3 separate regions of the Homo sapiens genome follow, and all the other regions are linked to region 2. A link is a loop called in an ENCODE intact Hi-C map of the cell type or tissue named here. Cell type or tissue: PC-9. All regions are shown on one strand. Region 1 overlaps JDP2 (Jun dimerization protein 2). Region 2 has its middle 13 kb from the start of LINC01220. Region 3 has its middle 33 kb from the start of BATF.

The links. Hi-C counts contacts between places; a loop is a spot of excess contacts. Peaks named below come from ENCODE experiments on the same cell type or tissue, not always from the same donor. Only the 100,000 strongest peaks of a DNase experiment are listed, where the experiment ranks them.
Region 1: a loop joins it to region 2, with 4 times the contacts of the local background. A loop is called at or near these places in 11 of 110 quality-filtered maps.
Region 3: it touches region 2 in a loop (16-fold over the local background); 107 of 110 quality-filtered maps call a loop at or near these places.

What each region holds. Positions count from the first base shown.
Region 1 is chr14:75,449,911-75,454,910 of GRCh38, forward strand. All of the region lies in intron 2 of JDP2 (Jun dimerization protein 2), which reads left to right. Among named protein-coding and RNA genes, the nearest start is that of JDP2, 24 kb to the left of the region's middle. RefSeq lists enhancers at 2,087-2,601, 2,602-3,117, 3,118-3,631. In PC-9, a CTCF peak has its summit at 3,020; DNase peaks (open chromatin) are centred at 631 and 3,371; H3K4me3 peaks cover 1,532 bases; H3K27ac peaks cover 4,688 bases.
Region 2 is chr14:75,305,395-75,310,394 of GRCh38, forward strand. No RefSeq gene overlaps it. Among named protein-coding and RNA genes, the nearest start is that of LINC01220, 13 kb to the left of the region's middle. In PC-9, CTCF peaks have their summits at 1,717, 2,570 (motif pointing right) and 2,776; DNase peaks (open chromatin) are centred at 1,737 and 2,577.
Region 3 is chr14:75,486,529-75,491,528 of GRCh38, forward strand. No RefSeq gene overlaps it. Among named protein-coding and RNA genes, the nearest start is that of BATF, 33 kb to the right of the region's middle. In PC-9, CTCF peaks have their summits at 2,444 (motif pointing left) and 2,647; DNase peaks (open chromatin) are centred at 1,023 and 2,423; H3K27ac peaks cover 836 bases.

The sequences.
Region 1 (5,000 bases), 140 kb after region 2:
CTCAGGCTTTGTTCCAAACACAATGCTGTCTTTTCTTAGCCGTGGAAATGGGGCTGTTCTCCACTGGTTTTTGAGAGAATGGCCTTTTCCTATTCTGTTCATATAAACCAGCCTCACACCTCGGCGGCCTGTTGTTTTTGGGGTTCTCTTAATGCAAAAGAAGGTTTTTACTATGGACAAGGGGAGTTGGGAGGGCCCTGGTCAGAGACATGCTGCATCTGGCTGAGATACGAGGAGACTGAGGAGTCAGTTTGGAAGGATCCACCTGTGGGCTCTGATGCCCCACAAAGATTGTAGGGTGTCAGGCTTTCAGTTCATACAGAAGGTGTCCCCTGCCTCTTCCCAGAAAGCAGTAGCCTTCCAGTTGGTCCTGTCACTGTCCGACCCAGGACCGGGGCACACTCATTCCCCTTCTCTGACCTTGAGTTCCTGGCCTGAGGATGCAGCCAGGATCTAGGGTCTCTGGGTCTTCTCAGTTGCAGAATCTAAGGCTGGAGCTTAGTTTGCAGCCCTGCTTCCCACACTGTTTCCTGCAGATGCTGTGCACACAGGGCAATGGCTTATCCACCCGTGCCCCCAGCCATGGGAGCCGAGTGACTCATCTTGGCAGGTGGAGCCATTGCCTCTGCCAGCTCTTGTTCAGAGCCTTCACCTGGTGGTTGGCTGAGCTGATTTGAGTGAGCACAGCGTCCAGTGTGTGGGTTTGTTCACAGGTGAATGTGCTTGATTACATCCTGCTGTTGGGGGCAGCTGAAGTGAAGTGGAAAGAACCTTGGACTTGGAGTCAGGAGTGTCTGGGTTCTTGCCCAGGTCACCAGCTCTGTGGATCAGGCCTCCCTTCCTCCCTAACCACGCAAGGTGCTGAGCACACAAAAAGTCAACAAGATGCAGACTTTGCCCTCGTGGAACTCCCAGTTTAATGGAGGAGTCAGAAACTGTGAATAGAATATAATACAGTAGGGGCCAGGATACGCTCAGAGCAGAGGGACACCTCCTCAGCCTACAGGGTGTGAAAATCAGGGAGGGCTTCCAGTGGGAGGTGATGCTCCAGCTGCATGTACAGGAGACATGAGAAGTAAGCCAAGGGGACAGCAGGGCAAAGGCATGAAGGCCAGGGAAGTGTATGGTATATGGCACCTCAGTGTTTCAGGAGCATAGAGCGGAACCCTGGGATCAACAGGTGGTAAGACCACAGCAGGTGGGGCCAAGTCCCAGCAACCTCATTTGACATAGGAGCTTGGGCCTCATCCGGAGGGTAAGGTGCACAGTAACTGGGCCAGATTTGCATTTTAGAAAGATCCTTCCGATGGCTGGGATGGAGGATGGTTGTGCAGGATCTGGAGGCCTCCTGGGGGACTGGGGCAGTGGTCAAGGAGAGACAGTGGGCCTGGAAAGTGACAGTGGGGGTGGATGGGGGGAGCAAATCTGACGAAGATTTAAAATCTAGAATTGGATGGCTGGCGTGATCAAAATTGGAGATAACAAGAGGGACGGGGGTGTGGGGAGGCAGGTAGTGAGCCCTCAGGGACATCCACGTTGAGCGTCTGGCCCAGCTGGCACTTGGATATTTGGGTCTGCAAATCCAGATTTGGTTGGCATTAGTGTATGGGTGGTGGCTGAAACCACGTGAGTAGATGCAAACGGAGATCCACAGGCCGTGCGTATCGAGTGAGGAGAGTAGCAGGCCAAGGATGGGACCTGGAAAACAGCCCGGAAGGGATGGGAAATAGCAGGAGACTGGAAAGGCAAGGTCAGAGGATGGGCAGGTGCAGGGGAGTGGGTCCAGGGCATGGAAAATTCAGGAAAGAGGGATGATGCACAGTCAGGCAGAGCCTCCCAGGAGGATGGACCAAGCAGTGTCCTCTGGGCTGGTCTGTGAAGACCCAATCCCTGTCTTGAAGAGCAAGCCATTTCCTTCTCTGGGACTCAGTTTCCTCATCTAAAATCTAGGGATTAGCCTTGGTGCTTCCAAGAGCCCCTGGCACTAAGCGTCTGTAAAAGCAGAAACTTCTTTTTTCTTTTTTTCGAGACAGAGTCTTGCTCTGTTGCCCAGGCCGGAGTGCAGTGGCACAATCATGGCTTACTGCAGTCTCAACATCCTGGGCTCAAGCAATCCTCCAGCCTCAGCCTCCTGAGTGGCTGGGACTACTGGTGTACACCACTGTGCCCAGCTAAGAAACTTCTTATAAGAAATTAGGGGGCACCCTTCCTACATCCCTCAATCAGGCCCACGCTGCCCTTGAAGGCTGGATGAATGAAAACCCAGAGAAGTCAGAGCTGGAAAGGACTTTGCGGAGATTTTAGTCCAGCCCACCGTGTGGAAGGTAGCCTGATGGAATGGAGTCAATCCCTGTCTTTTCCCAGCTTGGCAGCCTCGGGCAGACACTCCACCTCGCTGAGCCTCAGTTTTCTCACTTGTAAAATAAGGCCCCTGAGACCCACCTTGCAGATGTGTTTGAAGGTCAGTGAGAAATGGGAGCTACTTGTGCTTATTAAAGATGAGCCCCAGGACCGGAGAGGTGACCTGATTGACTCGAGGTCACAGAGCAGGGCACTGTGGTGACCAGAGCCCAGGCTTCTGAGGACAAGCCCACTAGGGTCAGCTGACTGCCAGAGGTCATAAATCAGCAGCCGTGGGCCAGTGCAGCCCACAGATGTGTTTTGTTTGGCTCATGCGGTGTTCCTTTCAAAATGGAATTTGTTGCTGACATTCAAAAGTGGGAGATTTTACTTCAAAAATTTATATTTTCTTGAAAACTTGGAAGAATTAGCAGCACTGAGCCTGCATCCCACTGGGGCTAGTGTCCCCTCCCATGGCAGGAGGGGTGGCCACCGCCCCATCCAGCCCTCCCCCCTCACTAATGGTGAGTTACTTGCTTGACCCCTGAGGTGATGTGAGTCTGCAACCCCAGCCTTAGACTGACCATTTGTCTTGAATTTTCTCCTAAAGCCCTGCCCGCTGTTCACTGAAACAGCTCAATATTTCACAGCTGAGGCCCAGACCTTGGCCACTGAGTAAGAAGGCCTGGCAAGAGATGACGGGAGAGACAGGAGGGCAGAGAGTTTCCAACAGCTCAGCCCCATGGGGGATGCTGGGAGGGCCTGGCCCCTGCAGGCTGCCGGGGGTCAGCAAGGGAGTTGGCTGAGGGCCCCTGGGGTTTCCTCATTCCTCCCTCCTGGAGTGGGAGGAGGCTATGGGCCTAGCCGGCTGGGCAGGCTGAGATCTTGTCCCTGAATTGCCCTACTTTGTTGATGGGGGGTGGGGGAGTGGGGAGGGACTGCAGCCCCTGGCTTAGTGCAGCCCTGTTTATGTAGGGGAATGTCTGGTATGTTTGGTATTTGGGTGTTTACTTCCCAGGGTGCTCATGGGTCCCTGGTGTTGAAATGTGGCTCCTCCATGCAGGGGGGGCCCTGGTGGGCCTGGCTGGCTGTGTGAGGCCTGAGGCTAGATTTGGAGGCTGCGGGGCTGTTACTCCAGGCCTGCTCACTGACAACTCAGCACGCCCTGAACTCCCCAGCCTGCTCCTCCCTCTCCGCAGTACTCCTTTCTGTGCCGCATTCTGCCCGGAGGCAGGCCAGTGTGCCGCTGCTGCAATAGCACCACCTCCGCCTTGCCTGCGAAGGAAGGCAGGGAAGCTGGCATCACGGAACTCTTCCTGTGCTCCCGGCTCTGGGCTGGAACTCAGTCCTCATTACTACCATGTGCGGCAGGGCTCAGTACCTTCCTGTACAAGTGAGGAATGGAGGCTCAGAGAGGCCAAGTAACTTGCCCAGGAGCACACAGCTGGTCTACAGCAGAGCTTCTGGAGGAACTCAGGTCTTAAAGACCACCCCCCAACCCCACCAACCAAAGCTCACACTGTCAACTCTGATGCCACAAGTCTCAGATTAGCCTGGTTCTGTCTGCCCAGGCAACAATTCTTAGTATGAGACAGAACCCTCAGACTTGGGCTACTCTGGTTAGTGCTGGGGGTTTTGGTTTTTCTTTTGTGTCCATTTTTGCTTATCACTTCCTTTATTTCTTTGTCCATGTGAGAGTTTCTGTATTTTCAGCGCCTTGGGTTGAGAATGTAATTTCTCTTTCTCATTCTGTCTCTCTGTGGGTCCTGCAAGCTATGTTTTTGAAAACGCTTATGAAAAGTCAGAATTCAAAATCACATCTGGGCTGCTGTTTGTCACAGTGGAAATGCCGCGCCACCTGCAGACGGGGCCTGAGAAACACGGAAATGGGTGAGGGTTAGGCCCGAGAGGAGCTGGTGACGTCCCCTCCTTTAAACCATGGAGCTTGAATGTTACACCTTCATGTAAATTGTGCAATAACGTTTTTTAAAACATGTTAAAAACTTCTAACTCTAAAGGCAGTGATCATGATCAGACCACCCACCCCTTGAAGAGCAGGACGTGCTCAGGCCCTGCGGCCCAAAGACCTGGATACGAGTCCTGCGCTGTCACTGAGCATCTACGCAGCCTTGATGTTCTTAGTTTCCTCATCTGCAAAAGTGGGGAAGCTGAATAGAGCTGTGCTGGGTGACTTACTGAGATGGCAAATTAAATGTAGTTAATTTAGTTAATAAACACCCATTCTGTGCCATGCTCAGCTCTGGTGGCTGAGTGACAGTGGTGAAGGTGATGATAGACTGAGATATTTATATAGATTAACTATGAATAGATTAAGGTTCTCATGGGAAACTGACAACGGGCAGGCAAACATGCATGTGAAAAAGATAAGTGCTGTTAGTGAATGCACCTTGAAGGAAATACACAGGGAGATAGTAACAGGACAGGGCTTTTAGTTTGGGGTGGTCAGTAAAGACGTCAAGAAGGAGCAGCAAGTACAAACCCGGGGGACAGGGAAGAACTTGTCGTTTTGAGGGAGAGGAAGAAGGCCCATTGTTGGAGTTGAGGGGTAGAGGAGGGCGATGTAGTGGAAGGTCAGAGAGGCAGGAGGAGCCAGGTTTTCTCGGTTCTGTGGGCCACATGTGTTGGAAGCTGTTGGAGGG
Region 2 (5,000 bases):
AGCTGGGACTATAGGCATGGACCACCACACCTGGCTAATTTTAATGTAATGTAATTTAATTTTTTTTTTTGTAGAGATGGGGTCTCACTATGTTGCTTTGGCTGGTCTCAAACTCCTGGGCTCAAGCAATCCTCTTGCCTCAGCCTTGCAAAGTGTTGGGATTACAGGCATGAGCTACTGCACCTAGCCTGTGTGTGTGAGTGTGGTGTTTTCGTTTTTTGTTTTTGAGACGGAGTTTTGCTCTCGTTGCCCAGGCTAGAGTGCAATGGCGTGATCTCAGCTCACTGCAACCTCTGCCTCCTGGGTTCAAGCAATTCTCCTGCCTCAGCCTCCTGAGTAGCTGGGATTGCAGGCATACACCACCACGCCCAGCTAATCTTGTATTTTTAGTAGAGATGGGGTTTCTCCATGTTGGTCAGGCTGGTCTCGAACTCCCAACCTCAGGTGATCCACCCACCTTGGCCTCCCAAAGTGCTGGGATTACAGGCGTGAGCCACTGTGCATGGTCTTGTGTGTTTTTTTTTAATAGTAGCCATCCTAATGGGTGTGAGGTGGTATCTCACTGTAGTTTTGATTTCCATTTCCCTAATGTCTAGTGATGTCGAACATCTTTTGTGCTTATTTATTAGCCATTTATATATCTTCTTTGGAGAAATGTCTATTCAAGTCCTTTGGCCATTTTTGAACTGGGTTGTTTGCTTTTTTGTTGTTGAGTTTTAGGAGTTCTTTATATATTCTGGATATTAATCCTTTATCAGCTATATGATTTGCAAATGTTTTATCTCATCTTGTGGGTTGCTTTTTCACTCTGTTGCTAGTGTCTTTTCTTGCACAAAATTTAAAAATTTTCATGAAGTCTAATTTGTCTATTTTTTCTTTTATTGCTTATGCAATAAAAGTGTCATATCCAGAAAAATCATTGCCAAATCTAATGTTGTGAAGCTTATCTCCTGTGTTTCCTTCGGTGAGTTTTACAGCTTTAGGCCTTACATTTGGGTCTTTGATGCATTTTGAGTTAATCTTTGCATATGGTGTTAGGCAAGTGTCCAACTTCATTTACACGTGGATATCCAGTTTTCCCAGCACCATTTGTTGAAAAGACTGTCCTTTCCCCATTGAATGGTCTTGGCACTTTTGTCAAAAATCACTTGATAATAGTCAAGTTAATTAATAATTATATTGATTAACAATTAATATAATTATAAAATTATATTTTATGACTACATTGGTATAAAGAAAAATATATTAATATTATATATTAAAACTTTTTTTCAGGCTGGGCATGGTGGCTCACGCCTATAATCCCAACACTTTGGGATGCCAAGGCGGGTGGATCACCTAAGGTCAGGAGTTTGAGACCAGACTGGCCAACATGGTGAAACCCTGTCTCTACTAAAAATACAAAAAATTAGCCGGGCGTGGTGGCGGGCGCCTATAATCCCAGCTCCTCAGAAGGCTGAGGCATGAGAATCGCTTGAACTTGGGAGGAGGAGGCTGCAGTGAGCCGAGGACATCACACCACTGCACTCCAGCCTGGGGGATAGAGGGAGACTCTTACTCCAAAACAAAACAAAAAAAATAAAACTTTTTTTCAATGTAAAAGTTAATTTTTTTCTTCTGATTTTCAAAAGAAATGAAAACATGTTTATGTATTCCTAAACATATCCTGGGTCTCGGGCATGATACCTCCTGTGTGAGCCCTGCTCTCCACACGGTGGCAGGGTTCTGTCTCTTTATGATGTGTGCAAGATGACACTAGATGCTATGAGGACCATCTGTTTTTTAAGCAGGTAACCACACTGAACATGTTAAACAATATGTATCATGTGCTGAGTGTTTACTGTGTGCCAAGTGCTTCAAACTCATCATTTAAGTTAAAGAACAGCCCTGTCAGATAGGAACTACTCTCTGCCCTCCATGGCCAGCATATACAAAGAGGTATATTTTTCCAAATGCTTCCATACATTGTTTCTAAATGTATATTACAGTCCATAGTATGAGGGACACCAGGGGACCCTCCAGTGGGCGCTACAAGATCTTAGGGAAGAGGGAAGCTGAGGGTGGGCTTTGGAGAAGAGTCATTACAGAGATGAAGTGGCAGGTGGCATGGAAAGGTATTTGGGAAGTGCGGAGGTGACAATAAGAACGGCACATTGGAGCGTCATGAGGAGACTTCCCAAGATGGAAGGGACTTGAGGTCTGGAACCGAGGGTGACCGGCAGGGTGGGTTTTGGAGAGTGAGAAACGTGGGCCCAATCTAATGTTCAGTGGAAGGTTCTTTGTCTCCCTAAGCCCTAAAATCCAGCGGTAAATCATCAATAACATAGCAAAGTTTTAGCCACCTTCCCTGTCTCAGTTCCTTCTTTGTTAAATGAGAGTCACGGTGCTTGCCCTGCAATCTCAGAGACTCAGTTCAAATGATTGTCAGCCCCACAGGTGGGGGAGCCGGTGTCTGATTCCGGCTGTATTGTCAGGGCCTCAGTGCTCAGTACAGGTTTGGTGGAGGAATGGACGCCATAGCCTACAATCCCAAAAGCTGCAGCCGCAGGAGGCAGCGTGGCTGGAGAAGGGTCCCGAGCCAGAAGAGGGCGCTCTTCAGCAAAACAAGGTTTGAAGGAAACCGCCAGGATGTTTCTGCAGGATGGCAGATGGAATTCACTTTAGGCTTTAGGATTTAGCAGGTCAAATCATTGCATTCTTATATCTAAACCTACCTCAGCCCTGGTTTCCTAACTAGAAAAAAGGACTAAAATGCAGTTTATTTCCTCTTTTTAAAAATTGTCCTCTTAATGCTTTAGGCACCTAAGAGAGATGCAATTATTTTTACTTTGGAGAGGCTTAAAAGAGCCACTGATTTCCTATAGCTCATGATTCTGCAGATCAGGGATGAAGGCAGGACTTGGCTGGGAATTTTTCTGCTGATTACAGCAATGACTGAGATCCTCCGTGGTATTCAGCGGCAGGATGAACTGGTCTGGGGGGTCTGAGATGGCTTCACTCACATGGCACAGAAGTAATTTTACATTTTGTGTGGTTATTTGACCATTGTCTGTCTCCCTTACTAGTCCAGAGGCTCCCAAAGGGTAGGGATTGTGTCTTTCTTGCCTATCATTTTATCCCTAGTGCCTAGCACAGTGCTGACCCATTAGAGTGTTTAATAAATATGTGTTAACTGACTCAATGATGTGATTCTTTATTTTTTATTTTTTATTTTTTTTTGAGATGGAGTTTTGCTCATGTTGCCCAGGCTGGAGTGCAATGGCACAATCTTGGCTCCCTGCAACCTCCACCTCCTGGGTTCAAGCAATTCTCCTCCCTCAGCCTCTTGAGTAGCTGGGATTACAGGCATGCGCCATCATGCCTGGATAATTTTGTATTTTTAGTAGAGACGGGGTTTCTGCATGTTGGTCAGGCTGGTCTTGAACTCCCAACCTCAGGTAATCTGCCTGCCTTGGCCTCCCAAAATGCTGGGATTACAGACATGAGCTACTGTGCCCGGCAATGATGCGATCTCTCTCTTTCTTTCTCCTTTCCTTTCCTTTCTTTTCCTTTCTTTTCTTTTCCTTCTTTCCTTCTTTCTTTCTTTTTCTTTTTTCAGAGTTTTGCTCTTTTGCCCAGGCTGGAGTGAAGTGGTACGATCTCAGCTCACTGCAACCTCTGCCCCCTGGGGTTCAAGTGATTCTTCTGCCTCAGCCTCCCAAGTAGCTGGGATTATCGGTGCCCACCACCACACCCGGCTAATTTTTGTATTTTTAGTAGAGATGGGATTTTGTCATGTTGGCCAGGCTGGTCTTGAACTCCTGACCTCAGGTGATCCACCCGCCTTGGCCTCCCAAAGTGCTGGGATTAGAGACATGAGCCACCGCACCCGGCCTATGATGCAGTTCTTATGAAAAGTGTCGGGATCATCAGAAAAAAGGCATAGGTGGGAGTTGCTGATGATAGTAGCTCAGTAAGTATGCAAATTGAGCTAAGCCCTTTATAACCTGGCTGTTGGTATTATTTATCCCCATTTTACAGATGAGGAGCTGAGGCTGCTGTTACACAGCTTCAAAGGTTGATGCACAAGAAACATCTTTTTTTTTTTTTTTTTTTTTTTTTTGAGAGACAGAGTCTTGCTCTGTCATCCAGGCTGGAGTGCTGGAATGCAGTGGCATGAGCCTCTGCCTCCCGAGTTCAAGCAATTCTCCTTCCTTAGCCTACTGAGTAGCTAGGACTACAGGTGCACGCCGCCACGCCCAGCTAATTTCTTTTGTATTTTAGTAGACATGGGGTTTCACCATGTTGCCCAGGCTGGTCTTGAATTCCTGAGCTCAGGCAATCCGCCTGCCTCGGCCTCCCAAAGTGCTAGGATTACAGGCGTGAGCCACCGCGCCAGGCCAGAAACATCTTTTTTGTATCTCAAAGCAGATGGCTGGGTGCGGTGGCTCATGCCTGTAATCCCAACTCTGGGAGGCCGAGGTGGGCGGATCCATTGAGGCCAGGAGTTTGAGACCAGCCTGGCCAACATCTCTACCAGAAATACAAAAATTAGCTGGGCGTGGTGGCGGGTGCCTGTAATCCCAGCTACTTGGGAGGCTGAGGGAGAAGGCGGAGGTTGCAGCGGGCCGAGATCGCGTCACTGCACTCCAGCCTGGGCGACAGAGTGAAACAAAACAAAACAAAAATTTTAAGCACAGCAATAACTTGCTTGTTCCCTGATAGTCCTGGGAGTAAATTCAGGATTATCGAGGACCAAGCAAATTATTAAAATTGATTATTTGGGAGATAAAAACCCGATGAAATAGCAAAAGGGTAGACGCCATGTTTTCAAATTAGTCACAAATATTCTGGATTCTTGCTTCTACAGTTATCCGAATAAAAGCAGCAAAACCACCCCAAAATTTGAGGTGAACATTACTTGGATGTCTGTCACCACATTCACCTAAAGCTGTTCCTTAACATCCACATACTTGTTTGTTTTTCTTCCTGGATTTATTTATTTTTGATGTTTCTACACA
Region 3 (5,000 bases), 180 kb after region 2:
AAAAGAAAGAAAGAAAGAAAGAAAGAAAGACCATCTGAGCTGTGAATGTGACCACAACACATTTAAGAGGGTGGGGACAACCCTCACTGGAATTATCTCATGTGTGCAACTGGGATGCAGAGTGGGGTTGGGTAGGAAGCCTGCCAAACTGCCTATGGGAGCCAATAATGGTCACCCGAATAGGACACAATGCTGCCAATGGACTATATGTGTAGTTTCATATGTGTAAAATACATACAACCTTCAATGCATGTTGTTGGTTTTTGCTATAACTCTTGAGAGACTGGAAAAACATCATCTGTCATCATAGGATTTAACCCTTGCTTAAGATCCGGCGGCAGCTTCTGGTGGGCTTCCCTAGTGCGGCGTCCCTGCCCCGTCTTGCTCTGGCCCCTCTCATTCTCTGCTCCAGCCAGACTGAACAGCTCTTACTTCCTTCTAAACGCTTCCAACATTTTAATCTTGGCTCTACCTTGGAATGCCCAGGGTTATGTGACTTGCCCAAGGACAAAATAAGGATGTAGTGGAGTTGATATTCAAAGCCGGATTTATCTCACTCCAAAGCAAGGACAAAGAATTCCCTTAGGAAATCAGCGGTGGCCCATCTATTTGTGTGGAGAAACAAGAGTTGCTTATAATTCTGGGTAGTGGGATGTCCCCATCGCTTCACCTAGTCAACACCTGTGTCTCATTTAAAACTCAATTCAGGCATCGCTGCACTTTCAGTGGGTTGTTTTTTTTTTTTAGGTTTGAAGCTCATTTAACAACGAGCAAAGGGGTTGCAGAGTAAGAACGCTGATGTTTTTCTCTGGGAATAGGTGGCCACATCCAAAGACAAAGAAATGTTCGAAGTCTTTGCATTTGGAGAGAAAACACCATGCCCATTGCTGCAGCCTGAATTCCCAATGAGTAGTGCCTCTGTCTGGAGTTAAAGGATGATGTACCATGTGGAACCAGGATGTGGTAACTCCTTAAACCCTGCCACTCTTTCACACCTTTGATATGACTCATTTTGATGAAATTCAACGAACTCAGAGCACCTGCTCATGCAGCAGAATATTTTTGAGCTAGAAAGCTCCACGACTTCCTCTCCCTAAGACTGCAGAAAGCTTAGCCCCAGGCTATGAAGAGAGCCAGCAGAATGACCACTGGCACCAGAGGACACTGGTCTTGCCCGCCCACCCTTCGCTGTGCCGGCTCCTCACCCCTGTGCTGGGTGCAGTAGAGGCTGGTCCTCCAAGTCTCACTTGGGACTTGCCCAAGTGAGAGACACTAGGGCAAAAAATATAGCCATATATGCATGCAGATATATACCAGCAGAATGACCACTGGCACCAGAGGACACTGGTCTTGCCCGCCCACCCTTCGCTGTGCCGGCTCCTCACCCCTGTGCTGGGTGCAGTAGAGGCTGGTCCTCCAAGTCTCACTTGGGACTTGCCCAAGTGAGAGACACTAGGGCAAAAAATATAGCCATATATGCATGCAGATATATATCAGCAGAATGACCACTGGCACCAGAGGACACTGGTCTTGCCCGCCCACCCTTCGCTGTGCCGGCTCCTCACCCCTGTGCTGGGTGCAGTAGAGGCTGGTCCTCCAAGTCTCACTTGGGACTTGCCCAAGTGAGAGACACTAGGGCAAAAAATATAGCCATATATGCATGCAGATATATATGGCTATACTTTTTTTTGCTGTTGGGTTTTTGTTGTTGTTGTTGTTGTTGTTTTGAGACAGTCTTGCTCTGTCACCCAGGCTGGAGTGCAATGGCGCGATCTTGGCTCACTGCAACCTCCACCTCCCAGGTTCAAGCGATTCTCCTGCCTCAGCCTCCTGAGTAGCTGGGATTACAGGCGTGCACCACCATGCCCGGCTAATTTTTTGTATCTTTAGTAGAGACAGGGTTTCACTATGTTGGCCAGGCTGCTCTCAAACTCCTGACCTCATGATCTGCCCACCTCGGCCTTCCAAAGTGCTGGGATTACAGGCGTGAGCTACTGCGTCCAGCCTGCTGGCAGACCACCAATTCGTATATACTGACTGATGTCAGTTTCAGGAAATCAAAAAAAGTATATGTATATGTATATGTATATGTATATGTATATGTATATGTATATGTATATGTATATGTATATGTATAATCTAAATTTCCATCCATTTCTACATCTGTCCAGAAGGATATTCATTAAAATATTAACAGCAGTTCTCTCTGGATGGCAGGATTATAATTATTTGACTCACATATTTCCAGACCTCCCAAATTTTCCAAAGTTCCTGTGCATTAGCTACATGAGCTGAAGAACAAGCCCAAAGCCCATTCTTTTTTAAATAGCTGAGACTCCAAGTCTAGGGGATGCTCCGAGTGACGGACAAAGCCCTTCCTTCGAGGATGATTCTAGGAAGATCCTGGGGCGTCAGCCTTCTCTGGGCAGCGTCTTTGCTGCCCTCTGCTGGTCATTTGGAAGCTCGGCAAGTCCAAGTCCAGCCCCTTTCTTGTGGAGCAGTTTCTTCTTTAGGTTTGCCCTCTGAGGCCCAATTTCTTAGAACTGTTTTCGTTTTGTTTCATTTTTCTGAGATAGAGAATCCTTTTAAACTTAAAAAAAAAAGAAAAGGGCCGGGCGCGGTGGCTCACGCCTGTAATCCCAGCACTTTGGGAGGCCGAGGCGGGCGTATCACAAGGTCAGGAGATGGAGACCATCCTGACTAACACGGTGAAACCCCGTCTCTACTAAAAATACCAAAAATTAGCCGGGCTTGGTGGCGGGCGCCTATAGTCCCAGCTACCCGGGAGGCTGAGGCAGGAGAATGGCGAGAACCCGGGAGGCGGAGCTTGCAGTGAGCCGAGATCCCGCCACTGCACTCCAGCCTGGGCGACAGAGGGAGACTCCGTCTCAAAATAAATAAATAAACAAACAAACTAACTAAAAAAAAGTTTAAAAGAAAACTTCTAAATGAGGTGGCTCCAGTGTAAGCCTCTTTAAAGCTCTGATGGAAAAGTCATTCTTTTAAAAACCCAAACCACTCAGCCTCCATTTCACAGCCAGAGAGAGCTGCAGTGTCATTGCTGGAGGGGACCCAGGGCGCGTTCACCTGCTGATTTCTCACTGTTGATTGAGGATCAGTCTTTGGTTTTGGTCAGCGTCATTACTGCCAAAGCCACCAGCACACCTGCCAAGATGCAAAGGATGGTGTTTCTCACGGAGTCAGAGGAGGCCGTCTGCTCCGTGCCCTTACAGAATGCCAAGAAGTCATGGCTGGTGCTGGAGCCCTCAACCCCAGAACACCTTAAGACTGTGTGGCTTTAACAATTTACACCACCTCTCTGTTCCTTCATCTGCAGCATGGAATTGTAACCATGCCTTCCTAGATTTAAACTCCAGTTCCACCATGTACCAGCTGATAATCTTGGACATGTTACCGACACCTCTGTGCCTCAGTTTCTTCATCTGTAAAATGTGGGGGGGAAGTAATTCATAGGGCTATGAGTATGGAATTAATTAATAATTGTGAATAATTAGAAAAGTGCCTGGAGCATAAATAGTTCTCGGTAAATGTTTATTATTATTGTTACTGTTACCAGTTACCAAAGCATATTATTAGTTAAATGTCATTCTATGAATGCATACAGTTTGGAGTAAGGGATTTATTATCTGATAAGCCTTTTGTATTAGGAACCATCCTAGGTTCTATTTATTTAATACTCTCTGCAACCCTTCAAGGAAGATATTCTTTTCCTCATTTTACAAATGAGGAAACTAAAATGCAAAGATATTAAATAACTTGCCCAAGATCACACAGCCAGGAAATATGGAGCCAGGGTTTGATCCCATTATTTGCCTCAGAGCCTCTGTTCTTTCCTGTCCATTTGGTTGAATGCTACCCACTAAAGTTAGGTTGGTTGTTAGTCTTTTTTTTCCAGACAGAGTCTCACTATGTTGTCCAGGCTGGTCACACACTCCTAGGCTCAAGTGATCCTCCCACCTCAGCCTCCCAAGTAGCTGGGAATACAGGCACATGTCACCGCTTTTACTAATTTTTTTTTCTGGCATACTTTATCTCCCACTCCTACTTGGTTATAAGTTAGGGTAATACCAATTGCTGTAACAGATAAACTCCAAATCTCCATGGCTTTACAACAAACTTTATTTCTCATGCATGCAATAACTCCCCATTGGTGGACAGGTCTTCCATGTGGTGATTCAGGGATCCAGGCTCTTTGGTCTTGTGGTTCTACTTTCCTCTGGGACATTGGAGTCTTCTGCATTTAGCTAGTGAATGAGCAAAGAATATGGGCCAGGCCTGGAAGTGGTGCTTCTCAACTGTCCACATTACATTAACTTAAAACTCAGTGGCGTAGTCACACCTCACTGCAAAGGAGGCTAGGAAATGTAGTCTTGTTCTGTGTCCAGGAGGCAGAGGAAACATGAGAGCTAGTCTGCCATGCCGGCCTATGTCTTATAGAGCCTTGCTGTCTTAATTTAAATTTTAGTTCCTCTGGGAAGAGATCCTGACTCCCTCAGGTCTGGATTGGACACCCCTCCTCTGTACTTCTTCCCTTCCTCTCTTGTGGCATTTATTGCATGGAAATACACACACAGACACACACACACACACACACACACACACACATATATATATATATATATATTTGAGACAGGGTCTCACTCTGTCATTGAGGCTGGAGTGCAGTGGCACAGTCATGGCTCACTGCAGCCTCAACCTCCTAGGCTCAAGCGACCCTCATATCTCAGCCTCCCAAGTAGCTGGGACTACAGGCATGCACTACCATGCCCAGCTAATTTTTGTATTTTTTTTTGTAGAGATGTGGTTTCACCACGTTGCCCAGGCTGGTCTCGAACTCCTGAGTTCAGGCAATCCTCCCACCTCGGGCTCCCAAAGTGCTGGGATTACAGGTGTGCACCATCACGCCCGGCTGGAATTATAATTGCTTATGCATCTGTCTCCCTCATTAGACCGTGGGATCTAGGGCAGGGGCTCCATCA